Regions from separate parts of the Homo sapiens genome. Here region 1 is linked to region 2. Evidence: chromatin loops called from intact Hi-C (ENCODE). Cell type or tissue: heart right ventricle. All regions are shown on one strand. Each heading gives the region's core, and the rest is flanking DNA. Links, peaks and the distances in the headings are about the cores only. Region 1 overlaps BNC2 (basonuclin zinc finger protein 2). Region 2 overlaps BNC2 (basonuclin zinc finger protein 2).

Region 1 (12,113 bases), core at 2,629-7,628, 56 kb after region 2:
AAGGGAAAACAGTTGACAGAAGATAGGATGCTTGAGAGTTTTAAATGATCTAGAACAACAAGACTTATATTTAGGGTATGGTTAAAACCAAGTGAAATAGTAAGTAGAAGCAAATACAGTAAGAGCAAACCAAAAGGCATGGGAATAATAAATACCAAAATCAGAATAGTGCTTAAGGATGGAAAATGGGGAAAGGCAGATAGGGAGATTGACAGTGACTGACACAGTATAATTTAAATGGTAACTCTAGTCTTCAGATGTGTTTGTACATTATTAGTTCCTAAACTCGGGTCAATGAGTGTTCAACATAACATTCATGTATATTTGTGGCTAAAATATTTTATTAGGCTTTGTGTCATAAGAGTGAATGTCTTTGTAGACTGATAGGTATACAGAATCCATATTGCAGAGGAGTTAAGAAGTAAGCAAATTGTGAAGACAAAGAAGCAGAAAAGATAAAACATTCTTTGGAGAAATTCTGCAAAGAAAACAAGTAAGAGAAACGTGGTCTGAAAAGTTAGAGGAGCTCAGACAGGTTGTGTTCATAAGTTGGCAGTTTGTTTTTCACTACAGGGAAAAAAGAGACTATCACAGGCAAAGGGGATGAAGCCAAGAGAGAAAACGATATTGAAGATCTAAGCCAGAGGGAAAATGGTATGAAAGGGTCCGAGGAGAGAATATGATCAAGAGCACAAATGAAAAGGGTGCCCCTGGAGGGAGAAAAAAGAAACCCTTTTTTTCCCTCAGAAACCAAAGGTAAGAGATACAGAAAAAAAATCTGTGGTTAAGAAATACATATATTAAAACTGCTCATGTTAGAAAACCAATTTATTACCAATTTTTTCCACTAAACTGTACACTTCTTAAAAGAGACAGAATTTATCTTTCCTAATTCAGGGTCTAACAGGGTGCTCAATAAATAACAGCTACATGAACAAAATAATCATCTGAGGAAAGTTAAAGATGGGGCTATCTGCTAAGGGAGACATGATAGGAAGGAATCGAGGAGTACTAGAAGGAAGAAAACATTGGGTCCAACTGGAAAGGGTAAAATGAAACTCTGCTATAATCCCAGCACTTTGGGAAGCCGAGGTGGGCGGATCACCTGAGGTCAGGAGTTCGAGACCAGCCTGACCAACATGGAGAAACCCCGTTTCTACTAAAAATACAAAATTAGCCAGGTATGGTGGTGCATGCCTGTAATACCAACTACTCAGGAGGCTGAGGCAGGAGAATCACTTGAACCTGGGAGGTGGAGGTTGCGGTGAGCCGAGATCACGCCACTGCACTCCAGCCTGGGCAACAACAGCGAAACTCCATTTCAAAAAAAAAAAATGAAACTCTGAATCAGTAAGAAATGAGTAACAGAAATGGCAAATAGTAGAACTCAGCCTGGTTCCCACAAAAGCGTGAGAAATAATAAACAAGCTGACTGGGTCCAAGAAAGTATAGCTCAGAGTTCCCAGTTTGGGAAGTGAAATACTTAGAACCAGCAAGGAGTTCTGGACACAAAGAGAAAAATACCTTGCTCTAAAACATGCACCATGACAGGTGCGGTGGCTCACGCCTGTAATCCCAACACTTTGGGAGGACAAGGCAGGTGGATCACCTGAGGTCAGGAGTTCAAGACCAGCCTGGCCAACGTGGTGAAACCCCGTCTCTACTGAAAATACAAAAATCAGCCAGGTGTGGTGGTACACGCCTGTAGTTCCAGCTACTTGGGAGGCTGAGGCACGAGAATCGCTTGAACTCAGGAGGTGGAGGTTGCAGTGAGCTGAGATCACGCCACTGCACTGCAGCCTGGGTGACAAAGTGAGGCTCCATCTCAAAAAAAAAAAAAAAAAAAAAAGACAACAACACGTATACCTTGATGGGCAATAGTATGATATAAATCATTGTCATTATGCAGCATTCTCATAGTGTATAGTTCTTATGAAGAAAATAAAGTAAAACACTGAGAATTGATTTTGGATGAAATTACTTAGTCTTTGTTTAGGTTTTCCCAAATTCGAAGTGTTTAGTATGTAGTGGTCTAATGTCTATGAATTTATTTCTGGCTAGGAAATTCCCCAAAGCCAACAAAAATCAAAATACTTTATGCTATGTCACCTATGTGATTTGAACAAAGGCATAAAAGATGTGGAATAATTTCACTTCATTAATAAACATAAGACAAAGCTGAAGAGAGCCAAGTTCCACTCCTTATTGCCTGATTTCTGTCTCCAGAACTGCAATTGTGGTCCAAAGTCACACCAGCTTTCTGCCCAATTAGCAAGGTCTGCATTAGCAGAACTCAGCACTTCTAGTCCAGAATCCCTCTGGAGAGCAGGGAAATGATGGGTTCCATCACCTGGCCAACATCAGCAACCGCCAGAGTCACCTTAGGGACACAGACAAAGACATTCATCTACTATACTAGCAGCCCCTACAGCCTGCTTTCCTAACAGAGTCCTTTCTGTGAAGACCACTGTCTAAGTGACCTGTCATAGAGCTTTATAAAGCAGCATTAATACTGTGGGCCAAAATGAGATTGATCTTTGAGCTTCGTGGTCTCCTGTTGTCAACAGTGCATTATAAAACCAATACTAAATACTTTATAAACAGGTCTCCCTACAGTATATTAGAAAAACAGTGCATATTTCATGCCCCATAGTTAGGTAGCCACATATCCATCAGACTAATAAATTATTTATTAGGTGCTCAGAAGTGCAATAAGAGTCAATAAACTAACTTCTGGATACTTATAAGCTACTATTTCACTGGAAATTGTACCTGAATGAGAAAACTGTCTCACTAACTGAATGGGGGATGGAAACATCTCAGCTCTCTCAAGTGTACTGTCAGAAGGAAGCATGGACCTCATGAGTGAGAAAGGACAAAATCCCCACACCCTGAAAAGAGTCCTAGTTATTAAATTACCAAGAACCCATGCTCATTTCTTTTCTCTTGTGTATAGATTCCTCTGGTTCTACCATCCTTGGAGACAGCTCAGGGAAATAAAAATCGGTGGAAACATTTCTAACACACCCTGAGTCAGGCCAGATGACAACCACCAACGATGGCTTGCATTTGACATCTCCAAAGAAACTACACGATGACTTGAGTGTACAAGCTTTCTGCTACATGCATAGCACAGAATTTCGAATTTATTAATCTAAGGTTTAGAGGAGACTTTTTACTTTTTTTTTTCCCCATGTTTGGTTAAAGCTCCTAAGCCTACAGACACCCTGTGCTCTGTCCAACATTATAAGGCATCTCTTTCCTGGTTCTACCCCTCTGAAAGAGGACCTTCCATTCTAGAATGTATTCTAGGCCTTCAAAAAGGAATTTCTTCAGACGGAGTTATTTCTCAAACTATCAGAGGCGTGGACCTTTGTGTAGTATTGTGGGTGTCATGGTTTCACATGTTGGCCACATTAATACCGGAGAGCAAGCATCTGTAACCCACAGCTGTGTGTGCTCCAGCCCCAAAGCACCCGCAGGGCTGATGCCAATGCAAACCACTCTTCCCATCCCACATCTGAACCACACTGGTTTTCTTCAGGAGCCAGAGGCTGAGATACAGTTCTGAAAATGAAGGTTTGGGGTTCTTTCCATTCACATGATGGGTATAGGGTGTTGAGAGGAATACTGCCAGATGGACTGGCTCCTTTTTTCTCCCCCATTCCATACCAAGTGAGTAAACCATAAAGAGGCTTATGGTGTCAAAGGGTATTCCAAAATACCCCAGGGGAAAAACCTAAATGGATAAATACATAGATTTTGTTCACACTATTCTCGGTTTTTTTCCCCTACCATCTTATACTTTTATTCCTACAGACTGCAGTTTGTTTGTTTGTTTGTTTGTTTGTTTGGAGACGGAGTCTCGCTCTGTCACCCAGGCTGGAGTGCAGTGGCGCGATCTCTGCTCACTGCAAGCTCCGCCTCCCGGGTTCACGCCATTCTCCTACCTCAGCCTCCCGAGTAGCTAGGACTACAGGCGCCTGCCACCACGCCCGGCTAATTTTTTTTTGTATTTTTAGTAGAGACGGGTTTTCACCATGTTAGCCAGGATGGTCTCAATCTCCTGACCTTGTGATCCACCTGCCTCAGCCTCCCAAAGTGCTGGGATTACAGGCGTAAGCCACCACGCCTGGCCTAGACTGCAGTTTTTAAGGTTGAAAAATATTTTATGCTGGTATGAAAAAGTGGAACTAAAGGAAAAACGTGGGAGAGACTTAGTTTCACATCACTTTCTCAAAAAGACCTCCCAAATCCTACAAATAATGAATGCTAATGTAAAAATATAGGAGAAGACTGGTTTCTTGTATTACTTTTGCTACTACAACCAGTACTGCTAAGATGATTATTCATATTAATGAGTTTGGTATGTAGACAAACTATAAAAGACGCAGTCTCTGACCTCAAGTACTTATCTCTGTCTTCTGGGATTTACTCCTCCTGCTAGATTTACTTTTATTCTTCATACCCTTGCCCAGAGGAAGGGATCATCACTCAGGACTTGGAGCATTTCCATGGGTGGGGTTTAAATATGACAATGAGAAGAAAGAGAACTTTTGCCCTTGGACACAGACAACGTTGGCCCCAAAGCTCAGGATGTCTAGTTTGTGGCAAGGAGAAATATAAACTCCCTGTGAAATTTTTACACTGGTCTCACTGAGCTTTATCAGAAAAACTGTGTAAAATGTGAAAGCTTATAGCATTTCAGTGCTTTATCACATCATGCCCACATATGCAAACATATGTACATGAATGAACTAATAGTAAACAATTTCTCTTCATCCTTTATAGTGTTATTTACATTTTGTGTGTGTGCTTAGAGCATATATAGAAGAAACATATCCAGGAAATCAATTTTGCCAAGTGCTTAAGTGTCAGAGTTCTGCAGCGCAATTTCTTGGGTTTGAATAACTGCAGAACCTTTTACTAATTGTGTGATCTTGGCAAGTTACTTATCCAAAGTTCATCTCTGAAGTGGAAATAAAAGTACCTGTTCACAGAATTGTTGTGAAGGTTAAACATTTTTATTAGTGCAAAAGGTGTAGCCAAGCGCCTAGCATACAAGTACTAAAGTATCAGTTGCTGCGTAGGTACGTGTGTGAAAAGACATTTCAAAGTAGAAGACCACAGGCCAAGTTTGGCTTCAGATGTGTTTTGCTTGGCTCCTCCTAAGTGAGTGTGTATGAGTGTGCATATGTTTAATTAATGACCAACATGTAAAACACAAGAAATTTTAAATTAAAATATGGATATTCAGCTGCTGAGGGAATGGGCAGGGAGAGGCAAAAGGTGAGGCGTTAAAGAATTAAAGATATGGTAACAGAAACGTATGTTCCTTCCTGACAACAATCAGCAAGGGAGGAGTAGAAACTACTCTCTGCAGCACGTACTTTCATTTTATACCCTACCAGGTTCTCGCAATTCCTTTACTTGCCTGGCCACTATTGCCATCTAAGTTCATGATGCCTGGCCTACAAGCATCCATTAGCATATATGGAGAGTTCATTCACACATAAATGAAAGTCATATTTAAATAAAGTATCAAGTACCAAAATGTTTTCTATTATGCCTGTCTCTGATAAAAATAACACTGAATTGCATTCCATTACTTTTCCGTTTTCCTAAACCCTAGATTGTTTACTGTAGTATATATATAAGGAATAAGTAAACCCATTACATGTGACTGTATCAGGGGCCCTGCTGGAAGTACAGACATGGGCTTTGAGACAGCTATTTTTTCAGTAACAGTGGTTCTCAAATATATTTGCTTTAACTAGGGGAGACCTTTTTTGAAAAGAAAAAAATATTGATATTGTGAATATGAGACAAGTCGTATAAAGCCTGGGCTCCTTGGCTTCTGCAGCCTTACACACACAGAATTGTAAGGTCATACCAAAAAATCTTAGGAAACAGATCTAATCCCATTGCTTTACTATACAATCAAGGAAACTGAGGCAAAGTCAAAGAATAAACTGGTAGCAAAGCCTGGACCATTTTTCACGAATTGGTTCTCCTAACTATGTTTACACCGGAGCTCAAAGCAGTCACCCAGGAGGTTGATAATCTAGTAGTATACCAGATTTACTCTTTGCGACTTGTGAGAACTGACTATTAAATTTTTAGGAAACTTACAAGCCAGTTGACTTCATATTGGCCATGTTGAACCTGACTGCAATCAGTGTCAGAGCCCCCCACATTTAACCCTATGAATCTTATTAAACTCGTTTTTGTTTTTTGTTTGTTTGCTTTTTGAGACAGGGTCTTGCTCTGTCACCAAGGCTGGAGTGCCATGGTCCAATCTCTGCTAACTGCAACCTCTGCCTCCTGGGTTCAAGGGATTCTCGAGCCTCAGCCTCCAGAGTTGCTGGGATTACACCCATGTGCCACCACGCCCGGCTAATTTTTGTATTTTTAGTAGAGACAGGGTTTCACACCATGTTGGCAGACTGGTCTCGAACTCTTGGCCTCAAATGATCTGCCCTCCTCAGCCTCCCAAAGTGCTGGGATTGCAGGCGTGAACAACCGCGCCTGGCCTAAACTTAAAATTCGGCCAGGGGCAGTGTGGCTCAGGCCTGCAATCCCAGCACTTTTGGAGGCCGAGGCAGGCGGATCATGAGGTCAGGAGATCGAGACCATCCTGGATTAACATGATGAAACCTGTCTCTACTAAAAATACAAAAAATTAGCCGGGCGTGGTGGCGGGTGCCTGTAATCCCAGCTACTTGGGAGGCTGAGGCAGGAGAATGAAGTAAACTCTGGAGGCAGAGCTTGCAGTGAGCAGAGATTGCACCACTGCACTCCAGCCTGGGTGACAGAGCAAGACTCCATCTCAAAAAAAAAAAAAATTAATCCATGTAATTGAAAAAGAATTATACTTTCCACCTAACAGATATTAAAACATCTGAAATTCTTCCCATTTTTAAAATATACAAAATATCACACCACGCAAAGAAATACAAAGTATACTACGAAAGTACAGATTATTAAAATTTTACAAGCACAACCACTGCTTGAGATGTTGACATTTGGCCAAGTTAGGCATCTTCACAGGGTACATAAATAATTAATTGTCCTTGTACCCGCTTCTAGAGATTTGAGAAATTTCATGAAAAGTTTCAAGAAAACCAAGCCAGACTCTTAAGAATTACAGAATAAATCTACACATAAATGTGGACTTCTTACTATGTACAAGACATTGCAAGTTTTATAAAAGATACAATTAACAGTAAAATCTCAGCATCCAGAGCTCTTAGGAAATTAATCATTCTGGAAGGGCACAGAGTCAAGGAGATGGAACTTTATATTTATTGAGCACCTGTTGTGTGCCAGGTACTATGCAAAACATAAAAGATTTTTTCATTCATTCTTCACAAGTCCTCTGAGATAGGTATTATTATTCTCATTTTACCAATAAGGAAATCGAAGCTAAGAGAGTTTAGTCACTTGGCCGAAGTCTTATATTAAGGGTCAAACTGGGAATTCAAGACCAAGTTGGTCTGATTTCAAAATATGTGCTCATCCAAATATCCAGCATTGCCTCTCCAGGTTTCTACCATTTTAGACAAGAATTTTCTGAAAAGGTGCTGCCTATTACCCTGTTTTAAGCAGGACATATCTTTCTTGATAATTAAACATCAATTAATATCTGGTAATATCTTTAGGCTTCTAAGTGCTTAGGGCTTCCTACTTGACTTGGCATGGGAAAGAGGAGCTCTGGGAAGGCTCTGTTTTCTTAAATTCAACTATCTACCATTTTATCCTTTCATAGTTAGTTATAATTATTAATTGTTTGCCTAACATTTGCCTTCTTCCCAGTTCTAGAATTTGCTATTTTATTTTACTATGAATCTTTCCAATGGAATATTAAGTAGTCATTAAGAAGAATGGAAAAAAAAACTGTAAATACAGATAAACAACATCTCCAAACAAAACATGAGTAAAAGGCAAGATGCAGAACAGTAAATACTGTGTACTATCATTTATGGAGAAAGAGAAAAACAGGAGAAAGAGAGAGTAGAAAAGAAAAACTGAGGAGGTAACAAATACTTCTAAAATGGGGCTAAGCTATTGCTAGAAATACCTTTCAGGATCTGGCAAATAAGTCTGGGTGTGATGGCTCACGCTTGTAATCCCAGCACTTTGGGAGGCCGAGGCAGGAAGACTGTTTGAGCCTAGGAGTTCAAGACCAGCCTGGGCAATATGGCAAAACCCATCTCTACAAAAAATACAAAAATTAGTTGGGCATGGTGGTACGTGCCAATGGTCCCAGCTACTCCAGAGGCTGAGGTGGGAGGGTCACCTGAGCCCGGGGTGGTCGAGGCTACAGTGAGTCCTGAGCGTGCCACTGCACTCCAGCCTGGGAGACAGAGTGAGACATTGTCTTAAACATTTAAAAAGAAGGAATCCAGTAAACAGAAAAAAAGGAGAATTTGCCCGGGTGCAGTGGCTCATGCCTGTATCCCAGCACTGTGGGAGGCCAAGGTGGGTGGACCACTTGAGGTCAAGAGTTCGAGATCAGACTGGCCAACACGGTGAAACCCCATCTCCACTAAAAATACAAAAATTAGCCAGGCATGGTGGCAGCCGCCTGTAGTCCCAGCTACTCAGGAGGCTGAGGCAAGAGAATTGCTAGGACCCAGGAGATGGAGATTGCAGTGAGCCAAGATCAGGCCACTGCACTCCAGCCTGGGCAACAGAGCGAAACCGTCTCAAAAAAAAAAAAAAAAAAAAAAAAGCAATGGACCATTTGTTTTCTCTGTGTAAGCTTCTGTACTTTTTTTCACTTTTTATACTATATATATATATATATATATATATATGAAATTAACAAAATAAAAAAATTAATATATAATGATGGCCCTGAAAACCAAAGAGAGTTTTGGAATTTTCAGGTTCTAAGCAATATATGGGGGAATGACTATCTTAGAAATTCAGTATGTAAGCTTGTAAGCTTTGTTTCATTCTCCAGGATGCTCAAAGCACAGTTCCTGCCTGCTTTTCAACTGTGCTCATATTAGCCCAGTATGAATATTTAAAACAAAGTCCTCTGATTTCACATCATTTACAGTATAGCTGGAGAGACTATATGTAAATGTACAAGTTAAATAAAAGATGTAAATAAGCACTCTCTTACAAAAGTAGAAGTCTACAAATCAGTACACGTGTTGTTAGTTATAATATATCCAGGAACATACGTTATTTGGTTAAAAGAGCAATTTGAGCCAAGATTCTTAGACTAAGGAGAATATCAAAAGGCAAAGAGAAGAGAACATTCCAAATGGGTGGGGGAAGCACGAATAAAAGTATAATAATCCCAGCACCCTGGGAGACCAGGGCGGGAAAGTCAACAGCTTGAGCCCGGTTGTTTGAGATCAGCCTGGGTAACAGAGTGAGATCCCATCGCTACAAAAAAATTAAAAATTACCCAGGTGTGGTGGCACATGCCTGTGGTCCCTACTACTCAGGAGGCTGAGGTGGGAAGATTGCTTGAGCCTGGAAGGCTGAGGCTGCAGTGAGCCATGATTGTGCCACTGCTCTCCAGCCTAGGCAAGAGAGAGAGATCCTGTGCTTTAAAAAAAAAAAAAAAATAGTGTAAGGATGTAAAGATGCACTGTTCCTTGGATAGATGAAAGATATTATTTAATAAGACATGAGATTAGAAAGCGTATATACAGGCAAACTGTAGAGGCCTTGAAATTTGGACTTCAAATTTCTGAACACAGTAGTTAAGTAACAGAAGTTATGTTTCATCTAGGAATGGTGAATGCAGCAGAAAACAGAAGTATTAAATTAGGGGATTTGTTTGTATTCAAATATTCCCCTAGAACATAAGCTCTAAGAACGAGGAATTTTATCAGTTTTATATTCATTTACACTGCATGCATTTACACTTGAAACTATAGTAGACACTAATAGGAAATGGACAGCCCATCACAGAGCATGAGGACCTAAACTAGGTAATTGTGAGAAATAAATTAACAATTTAGAGTTTTGTTTTCTGTTTTAAAGAATCTACGAGAACTGATACCTAAAATAATTTTAGCTCTAAGGGAAAAGAAGCAAAAGATAATTATAGGATTTCTAGTTGGAAAAAATGGTGAAGGTAGAAATATAATTTGATACTTATATTTGTACCAATACATGTACTATACAGTTAAAATATTTCTACCTAAAAATATTTTCTGAAATTAAAAATGGCTGAACACTAAAATTATGCTCTATCTTCAATTCTCTACCATCTACTACTGACTGGCATCACACCCAACAGCATATGGCTTTACCACTCATCTCTAAACTAATGTCATATCATTCCCCTTACAGAACCTACTTTTGCCTTGCATTACGGAGATGTTAGACATCATCTATACATTTGACCAGTAGATCATCTATCCTGTCAGATGCGAATGGGCATCCCTCCAGAATGCCTGGCATACCCAATGAGCAAATGCAAGAGATCTCTCAAACAAACTCTAGAATCTGCCAGATTTCTACAACAGAATATCCTTCTTACTTAGGTCCCAAGTTCAGTATCTCTGAATTAGACCGTAACACATTCTTGCCAAAACCGCTGCCACCCTGTTTTCAACTCTTTGTTAATGAACGATTAAGCCTCCCACTCATCAAGGCTTGAAAGCAAATTCATGTCTGCTTCACCACTATATTCCTACCATGCTTGGCATGCTGCCACATATTCAGAAATGTTGAAAAATTTGGGTGAATGAATGAACACAAGATGAATAAATGAATGATTACAGTAACACAGAAGTTTCTGGGCTAGGGAGATGAATTCAGGAGATGCTTCCACTGACTGGTACTTCAGCGGCAATGGCAGGCATTGCTAACCAAGTACAGAGTTGTGTCTTTTTTCTCTGGCCCACCTCAGACTCTCAAAGCATTCACCAACCATCAGTCTAAATTCACCCACAAGATTAAATATATCTGTCATCCCAGAATTATACCTTTTTTAACATTCCAAATTGGTATCATTTAAAAAGCTTTTCCAGGTAAGCACAAGGAAAACATTTAAAACATCACTGAAGTCTAAAAAAAAACTACAAAACTGTGAAATAAAAAAAACTACAAAACTGTGAAAACTTAATTCTAAAATATTCTCTTAAATTGCATTGAAAATGGTTTAAAAAAAAAAAAACCCTAGTATATTGTGAGCACTGGAGTACTGGATGAGTAAATGTAAACTAAGGAGCTCATGCGTTCTCCATGATCCATTCAGCACACAAATGTTACATGCTTTCAAGGAAAACACAGTATCACATCTAAGAGATCAGCAATGAACTCTCTCAAGAAAAAGTCTTATCTTTGCTCCCTTTCAAGAAATCTCCCTATCTCTCGACTTCCCTTGCATTGCAGATTAATTTTTCTCAAAATAAAAGTAAATATCAAACACTGTGAAGAGTCATAAATCATATAAAAAGTTATTATTGTTCTAGAAATATAAAGCTGCTGTCCCCAGCACAAATATATATATGTGTATATATATATGTATGTATATATGTATGTGTGTATATATATATGTATGTATGTGTATATATATATGTATGTGTGTATATATATATATATGTATGTATATATAAAATTAAAGATTTTTAACAATTATTTTCAGCCAGGCGCAGTGGCTCACGCCTGTAATCTCAGCACTTTGGAGGCCGAGGCAGTTTTATCACTTGAGGTCAGGAGTTCAAGACCAGCCTGGCCAACATGGTGAAACCCCATCTCTACTAAAATACAAAAATTAGTTGGGCATGGTGGCGGGCGCCTGTAATCTCAGCTACTCGGGAGGCTGAGGCAAAAGAATTGCTTGAATCCGGGAGGCAGAGGTTGCAGTGAGCCCAGATCACGCCACTGCACTCCAGCCTGGACAACAGAGCAAGACTCTAAAAACAAAAATATTTTCATCTTAATAACATAAAGATCCAGTTTTTTATGTACGGTAACTTGAACTCCTAGCTGAAGACTGTTCTAATAATTTCTTTTAAGAAATTACGTCTTTTAAAAAATAAGAGATCCGAAGATAAACTGGGTTTACATTTCAGATGATAAGCTGTTTTGGCTCAAAATTTTGTTTTGTTAAGTTATGTTTTACCAGTGCTTGAACA
Region 2 (12,113 bases), core at 2,276-7,275:
ATACAAAACGAACTGAATTTCAATCCAACAGTTTCACCAAAAAAAAAAAAAATGTACTTTGCTAATATACTCCTATTACACCACAAGACATATCTTCCAACGCATGAAGACAGAAGATATTTCATTAAGTCCTGCTTTTCTTATAAAGCACTCAGTTGAATGGCTGCTGTTCTCCTGAGCCGGGAGACCATATTGTAGGAAGCATGACTTACTCACATATATCCCAAAAGTCTTAGAAGATGAAAGCTAATATTTACTGGGTACCTGTTATGTGCCAGGTCCTGCACTAACTGCTGAATATATGTCAGGTCCTTTAAATTCTCATCATCACCTTGTGTGGTAAATCTCCATCTTACAGATGAGAAAACTAAGGTTCACTTAAATTAAGTGACTTGCCAAAGGTCTCACAGCAACTTGTATCAACTCTAGGTAGTCAACCTTCAGAGACCATGTACTTACTACAGTATGTATATATGTCTTGACTGAACAGACAAATGATCTACAGTTACAGACAACGCATCCTGAAAAGGACCTATGGCTGCACATACGCTACACTGGTTCCTCTTTACACCTAACTCAATGGTTGTCTTTTCCTGATGACGCTGATATACCCAAATGGCTTTCCAGGACCACTGTTTCTGTCACACCACCCCTAGCTGAGAAAACAGTTAAGACTCTAACCTGGACTTCCAGCCTGTGGTATGGCTCCTCCAGGTTTGGGCAGAAGTCTGCCCCCAGCACTCTGCCAGTACATGCCAATGGAACCTGAGGGAATACAGCCACGTTAGATGCTGTGTATGGAGGCTGCTGAGAACTGCACACAGTCACACTTGACCCAGGCAGAGAGAGGAAATCCCAACTGCGGGTCTCTAACAGGTCATCATGGCTTGACATGTATGTGACACTTAGTATGTCAAATATATAGTGAATACCATGTAACAAAGTTTATTAACTACCAGAAGGTAAATTCCAAGAAGAAAAAAGCAACATAAATTTTGTTCCTCCTTGTATTCACAGCAGGTAGCACACAGTAGGCACCTAATAAATAGCCACGGACAGGAGGAGGGAGACAGAAGGAAGGAAATGCAGGGATGGGAAAAGACTAAAATAGATAATTTCTGTTTCACATTGGTGACATAAATTTTTTCTTTTCCTCTTTCCTTTAATTTTCTTATGTAGGAATTTAAAAAAAAATACATTCAACAATGCCTAAGTTCCTTTACGTTCTTAAAATATTTGTTCAAATTTATTTTTCCTGTTCCTGGTGTAGGCTAGCACAGGCAGACTTCTATTTATCAATATTTATTATTAATAGTTACTCATTTAAACATGTTATCTTTAAGCTTAAAAACCTTGTTTTATGTATCTGTCCTAATAATAAAAAAACAAGGTTAAAACTTAATGAATGTTTCTCTATATCTAAAATTCTAAACTGAAAGCCACTAAGATCCCTTTTTAAAACTAAGCTATTATAATTAGTCAATATCATCCCTAAATACTGCCTACTGTCCCTTGCTTATTTCATTTCAGATTTTTTTAAGATTAAACAAGGTTTTAGATTCCACCTAAACATGTTTTCTGCTTTTTAAAAATTTCTAATTGTTCCTCATTATTTCCATACTTATACTACTCACACTAATCATATATCTGTCTATATGTCTCTAAACTCAATACATCAACTAAGCATCATCTCACCTTTGTCTTCTTTCCCTATCAAAGCACTCCTCTGTTTTGTTTTCTTTGACTTTTTTAAAACTCCAATTAAGATCATCTGTGCTAATCAATTTGCTTTGTTCAGACATCAGTTTTCAGCCATGCATGCTAGCTTAAAAGGTGCTTCCCTCTTTCTTTTCACCCAAAAATCAGTACAATCGTCCAAACTTAAACAACGTTCAGTATACTCCACTTTGCAAGTTCACTAGTGAATATCACTGGAAAGAAAAGAAAAATAAAAGGTACTCGGTCAACGCTTCAAACATTTTTAGGTCCAGTTCTCTCATTCTTTTCAAGTCTTTTATTCTTCTTTACTAGGCTCATAAGGTGAAATGGACAGAGTGTCATCTGTCTTTGAAGTTTACAACCACTCTTTACCCAAGAGTTTCACACGTGCAGGCCAATGCGCGAGTCACTATGTGGGGAATCTTACGTGTAGATTAACCCTCATTTTCCTCTCAACACTCTTACGGAGTATGAGCATCTCCAGTCTACAAACGAAAAAACTGAGGCTTAGAGTAGGTAAATAACTAGCTCAGAGTCACATGTTATTAGGTTGTAAAACCTGGATTCAAACTTAAGACATGAGAAAGAAAAGAAAGGTTGAGAATACATTTCCAAGAATTTAATTTTAAAAAAAAATGTAATAACTACATTTAGTGGCATCCATTCTAGAGGTATTTGTTGATGTTTCATATGAAAGAAATTACAAAGAAGACAACAAAGGAAAAAGGCGCTAACCGAAATCAAGACCTGCTACCTGCTCCTTGGTCTAGGACAACATAAGTAACAAAAAAGGGAATTTATCCTCTTAACTGAGGAATAAGAAAGAAATGCAGCAGGGAGAAGAGCGGGGGCACTGTGCATTTGTGTTGTGTCACACATAGAAATAATGCTCATTCTACCCCTCAGCTGACATATGGAAGGCCACTAATGAGTTCTGCAACAGTAATTCTCCCCAGGGAGCAATAGAAGGGAAAAGAAAAAAATTAACCTGAGAATATTCCAAATCAAAATGAATCCCCCCAAAACCTTATTATAAAACCTCAATAAATGGGACTTAACTAAGGCAGATTCAGTAAGCCATATATTGCAAATTAAGTGTAAACCTCACCCGATCTCACATACACAAAACAAATTGCTACTTACCTTAAGATTATTTGACCACGTCACAAACACTAAGTTTCTAGTTCTTTTTATCTTCACAGTCACAGAATGCACTTTATAAACATTCTCAAGAGGGAAGGAGAAAGTTAAACAACTAAAATTACATGCAATTACAACTTGAGACACTTAGAAATACACTGTTTCTAAGAGAAAACATAAAGGTCTGTGAGTAAGTTGGGAGGAAATGGTGGCAAACTACCAGTATGTTTCAACAATCATAATCACAAAAAGGAACTAGTAGGGAAGTGGGTACATTTTCAAACTTAGAGTGCTAGGATTTCTGAGCAGAAAAATATATCCATAAGAATCTTTGAAAGTTGACTCCCATATTCTAAAAAATGAGGGATAAGAGATTCAAATCAAAATTGGTTCACAAAGTTCACTGAACGGTTCATGGTCTAAAAATACACCACACTCTCACCCCATCCACCACAATCAGCGTCATCAGTTAGGGAAATCTTTCAACACGGAAAGGCAAACCATATCTCTTTCTGAATTCATCAAAATGTACTAAGGAAGATACAAAAGAGATAAAAGCTGATAACCTAATTAGTTGTAATTTAGCACATCTCATTCCACCTTTTGATTTAGAAGCCTCAGAAGTTAGCCAGCCACAAGCAATCAAAAAATGATTGAAGAAAAATCAGATATCAATTGTCTAACCCCTTATTATTAGTCTATTGTAAATTAGGATAATAAAATATGGGGTGTGCCTAACCATTATTTAATATAAATTTTAAACTGATTTGGGGAATTCCGTTTTATCCACTTTTCCTCTGTGCTAACACCTAGTGCCTGTTTTAATGACATACTTGACATACTATATAGTACAAAGTTCTACAAAGATTTTCCAAAATGTTCACAGTGATTAAGATTATAGGTACTTAACTTTTATTCTTTTTGTATGATTGTATATGTTGCTTTAAAAGTAATAAAATCATTTAACTTAAAAACAAAAAAAAATGGTGAACTGTTCAGCTAATATTTCTAAACATTATGCCACAGGTTTAATTATGGAATAACTGCCTACAACTGATGTAAATTTCATTATCTTAGTACTGTAACAGGAGGTCAGAGGCCTTGAAAGGGACCCTCTGAAATCCCCAGGGCAAGTGGAGGCTGAGTACATATCTACTCTCCTGTATATACATACCTTGAAGGAATCATGGTGTGTGAGAGAGCTATTTACAACTTACTTTGTGTATAATCAGCAGAAACAAAAGATATGACAAGTATAAAGGCCTCTCTCTCTCCCCTCAGGAGAATTCAACAAGGGAGGGCCAGTGGGCATTCACTTCGGTGTCAAAAGGGCTTCCAGAAAACATATTTTCTGTGGGGCAGGGAGGAAATATGGCAGGCTTCCTACACACATAACCACACACACACACACATACACACACTCTTTGTTTACTGAGATCACAAAAAAAAAAAAAAAAAAAAAAAATGTTAGGGACCAGACTTCTGAAAAGAAGACATAAAAAGCTCCAGGTTGTAAATGGGAGCTACCGTTGAAAATATTTGAAGATGAATGGCTGTGAAAAATGGGTGGCAGAAAGGGGACAAAGGAAAAAAGAGAAAAGTCACAGAAATGATAACTTGAGAGAAGAGTCATGTTACGATGAAAAGGGCTCGTAGTCAGGGATGCCCCCTGCAGAGCCAGGGTCCACTTGAAATTTCCATTTTACTTTTAAATATTAAACACGCAGGTAGGCATCTGCCTGATAGACACTATGAAAGTCACAGCCTAAATAAACAAACTAACTTCCATGTGAGCTCCAGTCTCCTCAGTCAAGCTGGCCCCAAGCCCAGATCAGTTCTGAAGTGTATGTGTTTTGGTGGCTTCAGTCTGGCAGTGTTGAAGGGACAAAGACCTTGGAAAAGAATGATATACAATGTAAGTTTAAAAAAAAAAAAAGAGGGAGAGAGATAAACAGAAATAAAGCCCCATCAGAGTGCTCCTCAGAGACATGGCTAGGTACAAGCACTGCCGGATTCCAAGCCAAAAGGAAGACCCAATAGCACTCCAGCCTAATTTCAGTGGTTATACAATGCCAAGCGGCAAGAGGAAAAATCACTCAGATAACACAAAGAGTTCAGGAAGACCATCAAGTGAAATAGATTTGACAATAAGCTCACCAGGAGTCCCTGTGAGAAAGAGCAGATAAAGAAATAAACAAATTATCCAACACTGTAAAGATGAAGATGCACGCTAAACACACTGCTGCAAAATAAATGAATACAAAAGCAGAAACACAGGAAGGTGAGCTACGTGGCAGAGTATGCAGTTAAATTATATCTCCATTTTTCAGCCTACAATTTAACTAGGAGACAAAATTCTGGGCCTAAACTTTCTCTACCATGGGACCCCAGACTAAGACTCAGAAGGACCAAGAATATAGAACCTAAGGGCGAAGAAGGAACCCACTGCTCACTGATCAGAAAGCAACTGGTAAATCAAAACAGAGTCAAATTGGATGTGGTGGATCACACATGTAATCCTAGCACTTAGGGAGGTCAAGGCAGGAGACCAGGAGTTCTAGACCAGCCTGGGCAACACAGAGAGAAAAGTAATAATGAAAGAAAAATTAGCTGGGTGTGGTGACATGTGCCTGTAATCCTAGGAGGATTACTTAAGCCCAAGAGTTCAAAGTTAAAAGGAGCCGTGAGTGTGCCACTGCACTCCAGGCTGGGTGACAGAGTGAAACCCTGTCTCAAATATATACATACATACATACATACATACTAACGACACAGTATTTATTATCCAGCCTGAGTGACAGAGTGAAACCCTGTTTCAAATAAATAAATACAACACAGTACTTATCCATTTTCAAGGATGGAATGACCAGAAATACATTCATTGTTATAGAGTCAGATAAGGCAGAGTTGTATCAATAGGAACATGATAAGGATGGGAGATATTTTATAGGAGAAGAACTGGATAGGACAGATGCCAGTGCCTGAAGGAGACACAGATCTCCTCTGGAGTCATCTCAGAGCAATGAACTATAGGATCAGCATAAGATAAAAGAAAATGGAAAAGAGTCAATCAGTATGTGATTCTGTTATGCAACAGGTTGAAAGACACAGAAGGTGACGGAGGTGGGGGGATGCCAGGGTGCGGGGTGGAGCAGGCACAATGTCCTCACAGCCACCAGGAGCTATTTCACTAAGGTTCACTCTTGCTCTTCCCTCAGGAGCTGATCCTCTGGGGTGAGCTGCCAAAGAACAGTGCCCTGGGCTCTGTGATAGGAGCAACCTCTGCAGGTACAATTACAGGAGATTTTTCACAGCCACAAACAACAACAGAAATACCTTGTTTTTATACTGTGAAATATGGGATAAAAGGTAAAAATCTCTCTTCCCTGGTGACACCCTGAGGAGCCTAATGGACCACGAATAATGCTAAAATTACATAGAATCTTTCTTCCAGAGTGCTCAAAGGGCTTTACACGTAATATTTATTAATTCCCACATCAGACAAGTAAGGAAGGGGAGAAATTTCCATTGTACTCCTTTTACTTCTAAATGAGAAAACTGAGACCTATCACTATGGTCTCCCTCTACATTTGATAAAAATGGATAGAAGTGAAATTAAGACAAAGTTCTCTCAATGACTTCGCTAGTGCTTTACTCGAAAAACATCCTACTATTGGACAGATTTCACGTACTTCCTGCAATTCTTGCTTTACCTGGGTTTTAGCATTGGAGAAAATGAGAATGAAGTCACTTGTACCAGATCCACGGATGGGTATGGGTTCTTTTTTTTTTTTTTTTTTTTTTTGAAACAGAGTCTCATTCTGTCACCCAGGCTGGAACGCAGTGGTGCGATCTTGGCTCACTGAAAGCTGTGCCTCCTGGGTTCAAGCGATTCTTCTGCCTCAGCCTCCCGAGTAGCTGGGACTACAAGCACCCACCACCACGCCCAGCTAATTTTTTGTATTTTTAATAGAGATGGGGTTTCACCACGTTAGCCAGGATGGTCTCGATCTCCTGACCTCATGATATGCCCGCCTCGGCCTCCCACAGTGCTGGGATTACAGGCATGAGCCACTGTGCCCAGCCATTTTTTTTTTTTTTTTTTAAAGATGGAGTCTCACTCTGTCACCCAGGCTGGAGTGCAGTGGCGCAATCTCAGCTCACTGCAACCTCTGCCTCCCGGGTTCAAGTGATTCTCCTGCCTCATTCTCCCGAGTAGCTGGGATTACAGGTGCCTGCCACCATGCCTGGCTAATTTTTGTACTTTTAGTAGAGATGGGGTTTCTCCATGCTGGCCAGGCTGGTCTTGAACTCCTGACCTAAAGTGATCTGCCCACCTTGGCCTCCCAAAGTGCTGGGATTACAGGCGTGAGCCACTGCACCCGGCGGGTTCTTATATTTAAGAAAAAAAGGTACAGAATTCTATTATTCTATTGGTTTGCAATCATTCTTGTAATACATTATTTTGGAAATTGAACACCACAGGTTGTTGCTTATGGGCAAATACATTGTCAACTCTGACAACTGACATTAAATGCAATTTCAAGTATGCCACACCCAGGTTAACTTACTTTCTATCCTCAACACTCAACTCCAGCTATCTTAAAGACAGGTAATACTGAAAGAGTTCTAGCTTTGCAATTAGATCTCTGTTTAAATCTCTACCGCAATATCTTGTAAAGTTGCTCAGTTACGTATCTCCGAGCCTTGTTTCCTGCACCTGTAAAATGAGGATACTTATATTTATTGTGCAGGGTTGGCAAGGTTGAATGAGATGACACATGTAAAGCACCTAAGGATTCAGTAGGTACACAGTATATCTGTAAATGGTACTCTGCCCCCAGCCCACAAAAGCAGCACCACAGCATACCAATCCAATGAAGGCTGAGAACTTTGAGACCACGATGGAAGCCGCATAGGGGAAAGGAAAGCAAGCCACAAGGGTCAAAGGAATATTATAAGCAACTGGGGAAACTAAAAAGAGACAGAGTCACTTGGTCTCACTTAGGGACCAAGGGCCAACTCAATCATCTTTTAGAAGGCTTCCTAGAGTGATGCTGTGTTTGGAATGACCGAAAAGATCGCTGTCAGCTCAGAGGGACTTAGTGTTAAAGACTTCACTGGGTGCTGGGCGTCGTGGCTCATGCCTGTAATTCCAGCACTTTGGGGGGCCAAGGTGGGTGGATTACCTGAGGTCAGGAATTCGACACTAGCCTGGCCGACATGGAGAAACTCCGTCTCTACTAAAAATACAAAAATTAGCTGGGCATGGTGGCGGGCACCTGTAATCCCAGCTACTTGGGAGGCTGAGGCAGGAGAATCGCTTGAACCTGGGAGGCAGAGGTTGCAGTGAGCCGAGATCTCACCACTGCACTCCAGCCTGGGCAACACAGTAAGACAGTCTCAAAAAAAAAAAAAAAAAAAAAAGACTTCACTGGGGGATGAGGGGGTGAGAGTGGCAAGAAGCAGCATATCTGCCCCTCCTGCAACCAACCGTTTCACAATTAAAATATAAGGTAATTTTCTGAGTTCTCTTATGCTAGCAGCCTGGCCTATAAATTATTAAAAAGTAAAGAGTTTCCAGAGAACGTGCATGAATAAAATCTGAAGAACCCAACCCTCTGGGGGTGGGCAGCACACTGACAGACAAGACCAATAGTCTCGGTCAGTGCCCAAGGCATGCTTCTTGGCCAAAGATTATTGTGATCATCACCTGAGAGCATGTCTGAAACTCATTTGCATGCCCCACCTGAGACCCACTGTGACAGAAACTGGAGGTGGAGTCCCTCACCTGTGTTTACAAGCCCTCCACGTGATGCTGATGAGCATTAAAGTTTGAGGCTCCCTAGCCCATGTAAACTAGAAAACCAAAAAGGAACCATAAGACAAAAGCTCTACAGATCATAACTTAGTTTTAGAAAAGATATAACTTAAAACAATGGAGAGAAAGAAGAAGGAGCATACACCAAGGCATAAAATTCTTATCTCCCAACATCTCACTCTGTAAAGAAAAGAAAGGAAGCCAGGAAAGGAAAAGCTTACGAGAAAAAGCCAAAATGAGCAAGCAGCTTGAGCAGTGGTAAGGCCAACTCCACATCTGCTGCAAACATTAGAAAGAAATTATGTGGGGACAGACATTAACTGTAGCATTTACATGAAAAGCACTTTAAAATGATCCAGGTCAACTTGAACTCAGCCATTGGGTTTGCTCCACTCAGCTTCTCTACCTATCTTTCCGCGGCAATCAAGAGTGAAGATGTATTTACCTCTAATGAGGAAAGAGACTGCCTTCAAGTAATCACCATCAAGCTATTGAATGCTTTATTTTGGGGGGAGGGTGTGGCATTTTTTTAGAAAAGAGTTTACTTAGGAAGAAAATACATCCGTCTGAGTTGCTCTTACTTCATCAGAGGCACAAAAATGGAACAAATTGAAAGGGTTTCCTCCCTTGCTAAACAACACCAAAGGGAAAAAGGGTGATTGAAAAACTTATGTGAAAAAAGCAGAATAGTGAATTTGAATGAAATAGGATAGAAGAATATGTTGTGGCATCAGAAAGGGAAAGAGCAAATATTAGTTCCCAAAAATTCAACTTCACAAACTACTCATTGAACCACCTACATTAAACCAATTATGATTTTAAAAAAAAGTTTCAGTAGCATACACAGTTTAAGAGACAAATACAACAGGCATTTACTACTAGAGTAAATGCACAGTGGTTGGCTAGAGATGCAAATTACTCTGGACTAGCACCTTGGCCCATTTGACATGAGTTAGACTTACTATGAAGACTGAGCCTGAAGGAAGGCCACAGATGGTACCAACAGACCAGAGGAATTCCGGCTGCTCTAAACAGGGGAGCCAGGGGAGCCTTTACCTTCTGCCAAGGCTCATAATGTAGCATGTCGAAGATCAATGAATCAACACGGTTTTCTTTGCATGCAAAGCTTGAACATAGGTAATGTTAAAAGAAGAAAGGAAATGAGAAAGCAGATTCAGTCCTGCTGTTCCATACAGGAAAAATTTTCCCAAGTCAAACATAAGTCATACTGTATACTACACAATCCCCCCTCCAAGCCTGCTGAGGACCCCAGACTAAAAAGAGAAAAATGTGCAAACGCATACAAAGTTGATTTCTAAGGGATACCCCCCCACCCCCATCCCAAATGCATGGATCTCAACTGGGGTGAGAACTAGGGGAGATGAAAAGCTGTAGTAGTCTGTATCAGACAGGTAAAAAGTGAATGTAAACCCGTCCTACCAGTAACATCTTTGTTACTAAGGTTCTCAGGAAGTGGAGAGAAGATAAAGTCAAAGGGAGTTATATTTTCCTTGGGAATCTTATGAAAATATTTTTTCCCCAAACTGAACATACTTTACCCCTGAAACCTAGTAGCTTTAGAAGCTAAGAAGAGAAGCTTAGTGGACAACAGAATGCTTTATAAATGGTAAAATACATGAGAGTTTCTTTTTTGCTTTTCTTTTGGTATTAGTTGCCTCACAAAAAGACAGAGCTACTTACGTAATTGACTTACCCAATGGTAAGTAATACTTAAAATAATACCATTTTCTTTTTCTTTATTTTTATTTTTGAGACAGGGTCTTGCTCTGTCACCCAGACTGGGATGCAGTGATGTGCATTTGTGACTCGCTGCAACCTTAAACTCCTAGACTTTCCTTTCAGTTTACTTCTGAATATCTCTAGAACATGACTCCAACTAAAGCAACCTTCTAGAAGGGGGAAAATACCCACGTGCCCTGCAATTTAGCTGAGAAGTGATTCTTTTTAGCTAAATTTTTTTCTTTTTCTTTCTTTTTTTTTTTTTTTTTTGATAAAAATGGGGGTCTTGCTAAGTTACCCAGGCTGGTCTTGAACTCCTGGCCTCAAGTGATCCTCCTGCTGCGGCCTCCCAAAGTACTGGGATTACAGGCATGAGCCACATCATGTGGCCGCATTTTCTCTCTTACACGCATTCTCGTTAAGTGACGTGAAGCTCTTCTCAAGTCTCATCTGTCACGTACCTCTGTGTGAACAGGGCTCCCAAATCCCTAATCCTTACCTCTCATGTGAATTTCAGTCCTGCATTTTCAAACTCTCACTAGATTTTTCTAAGTGTCCAGTTAACATCTCGAGCTAAACAAGCAAATAGGTTCACTGGTCTCCTTTCTTTACTACAGCTTTCCCTGGATTTTTCTATATTTTTCAATGTTATTACCATAAGCCCATTAACAAAGACTCAGAACCATACATCATTATTAAAAGGCTTCTCCTTATTTCCTGAACCCAGTCAGTTCTGATAGCCTGTCCATTCTGCCCTTTCAATCCCCTCAGCTGTCCCCCACACACTTTCCAGAATAATTCTAACAAGTACATGCTCAGACCTCTGCAATAACCCTTTAGCAATAATCCTGACTTTATCATTCCATACTTGCCAACTAGTGCTATACACCACCCCTCCAATTGTCGAACACATTCTCCTAGATCATGTTTATAGCTCCCCACCAATTACCAATTACAGTTCTTTCCAGGCCCTCTACAATCTAGCTCTAACCTGCCTTTCCAGCTTTATCTTCTCCTCCTTCTTCATGAAAAATGCTTGATAGACACTCTAATTAGAATATTTTATGTCTCTTGCATACTGATTTGGACTTTCCTAACCTGAAATAGTTCTCATGCTGCTCTTTTTGGAATACCCTCGCCTGTATTCTCCCTTTGAAAATGTCCCTATTTCCTGATGCCACTTCTTCCATGAAATTTCCTGATACCTTTGGATGAAAGGGATCTCATCGTCCCAAGTGCTCTATGTTCCTTAGGGCTCTAAGCACCACATGACCTTGAACCTTAAAAACATGTTTTTCTCTCCTTAGGATCAAGAACTAACTTATTTCTCTTTGTATTTCCCAATAGCACTTGCCATACTGCTTTACACATAGCAGATAGTCAACAAATACATACTGAATAATAAATAAATATCTTAAAATTCATAAGGGCACCAGTGACACAATGTTACAAATAGAGTGATTTTAACTATTTCATTATTCCAGCAGATCCTCAACAAATACCCGTAAGGCAAGTAGAGGCCAATAATTCCTGTTTTATAGAAACTCAAGATGCAAAAAGGTTATTATTTATGCACAGAGCATTTTTTCAAGTATAATTTAGCCTATTAAGGTTCAGTAACTAACTCAATGTCACCCTGTTGATCTGTGGTATATTTCTGCTGAAATGATTCTTCTCCTCTTATTGGACTTTC

What was found. Peaks named below come from ENCODE experiments on the same cell type or tissue, not always from the same donor. Only the 100,000 strongest peaks of a DNase experiment are listed, where the experiment ranks them.
Region 1: it touches region 2 in a loop (4-fold over the local background); 2 of 110 quality-filtered maps call a loop at or near these places.

The regions. Positions count from the first base shown.
Region 1 is chr9:16,740,131-16,752,243 of GRCh38, forward strand. The region is part of intron 1 of BNC2 (basonuclin zinc finger protein 2); the gene reads right to left. Among named protein-coding and RNA genes, the nearest start is that of BNC2-AS1, 19 kb to the left of the region's middle. In heart right ventricle, for the core only: no CTCF peak of the experiment used is centred there; no DNase peak of the experiment used is centred there.
Region 2 is chr9:16,684,864-16,696,976 of GRCh38, forward strand. The region is part of intron 3 of BNC2 (basonuclin zinc finger protein 2); the gene reads right to left. Among named protein-coding and RNA genes, the nearest start is that of BNC2-AS1, 36 kb to the right of the region's middle. In heart right ventricle, for the core only: no CTCF peak of the experiment used is centred there; a DNase peak (open chromatin) is centred at 4,685; H3K27ac peaks cover 1,078 bases; H3K27me3 peaks cover 336 bases.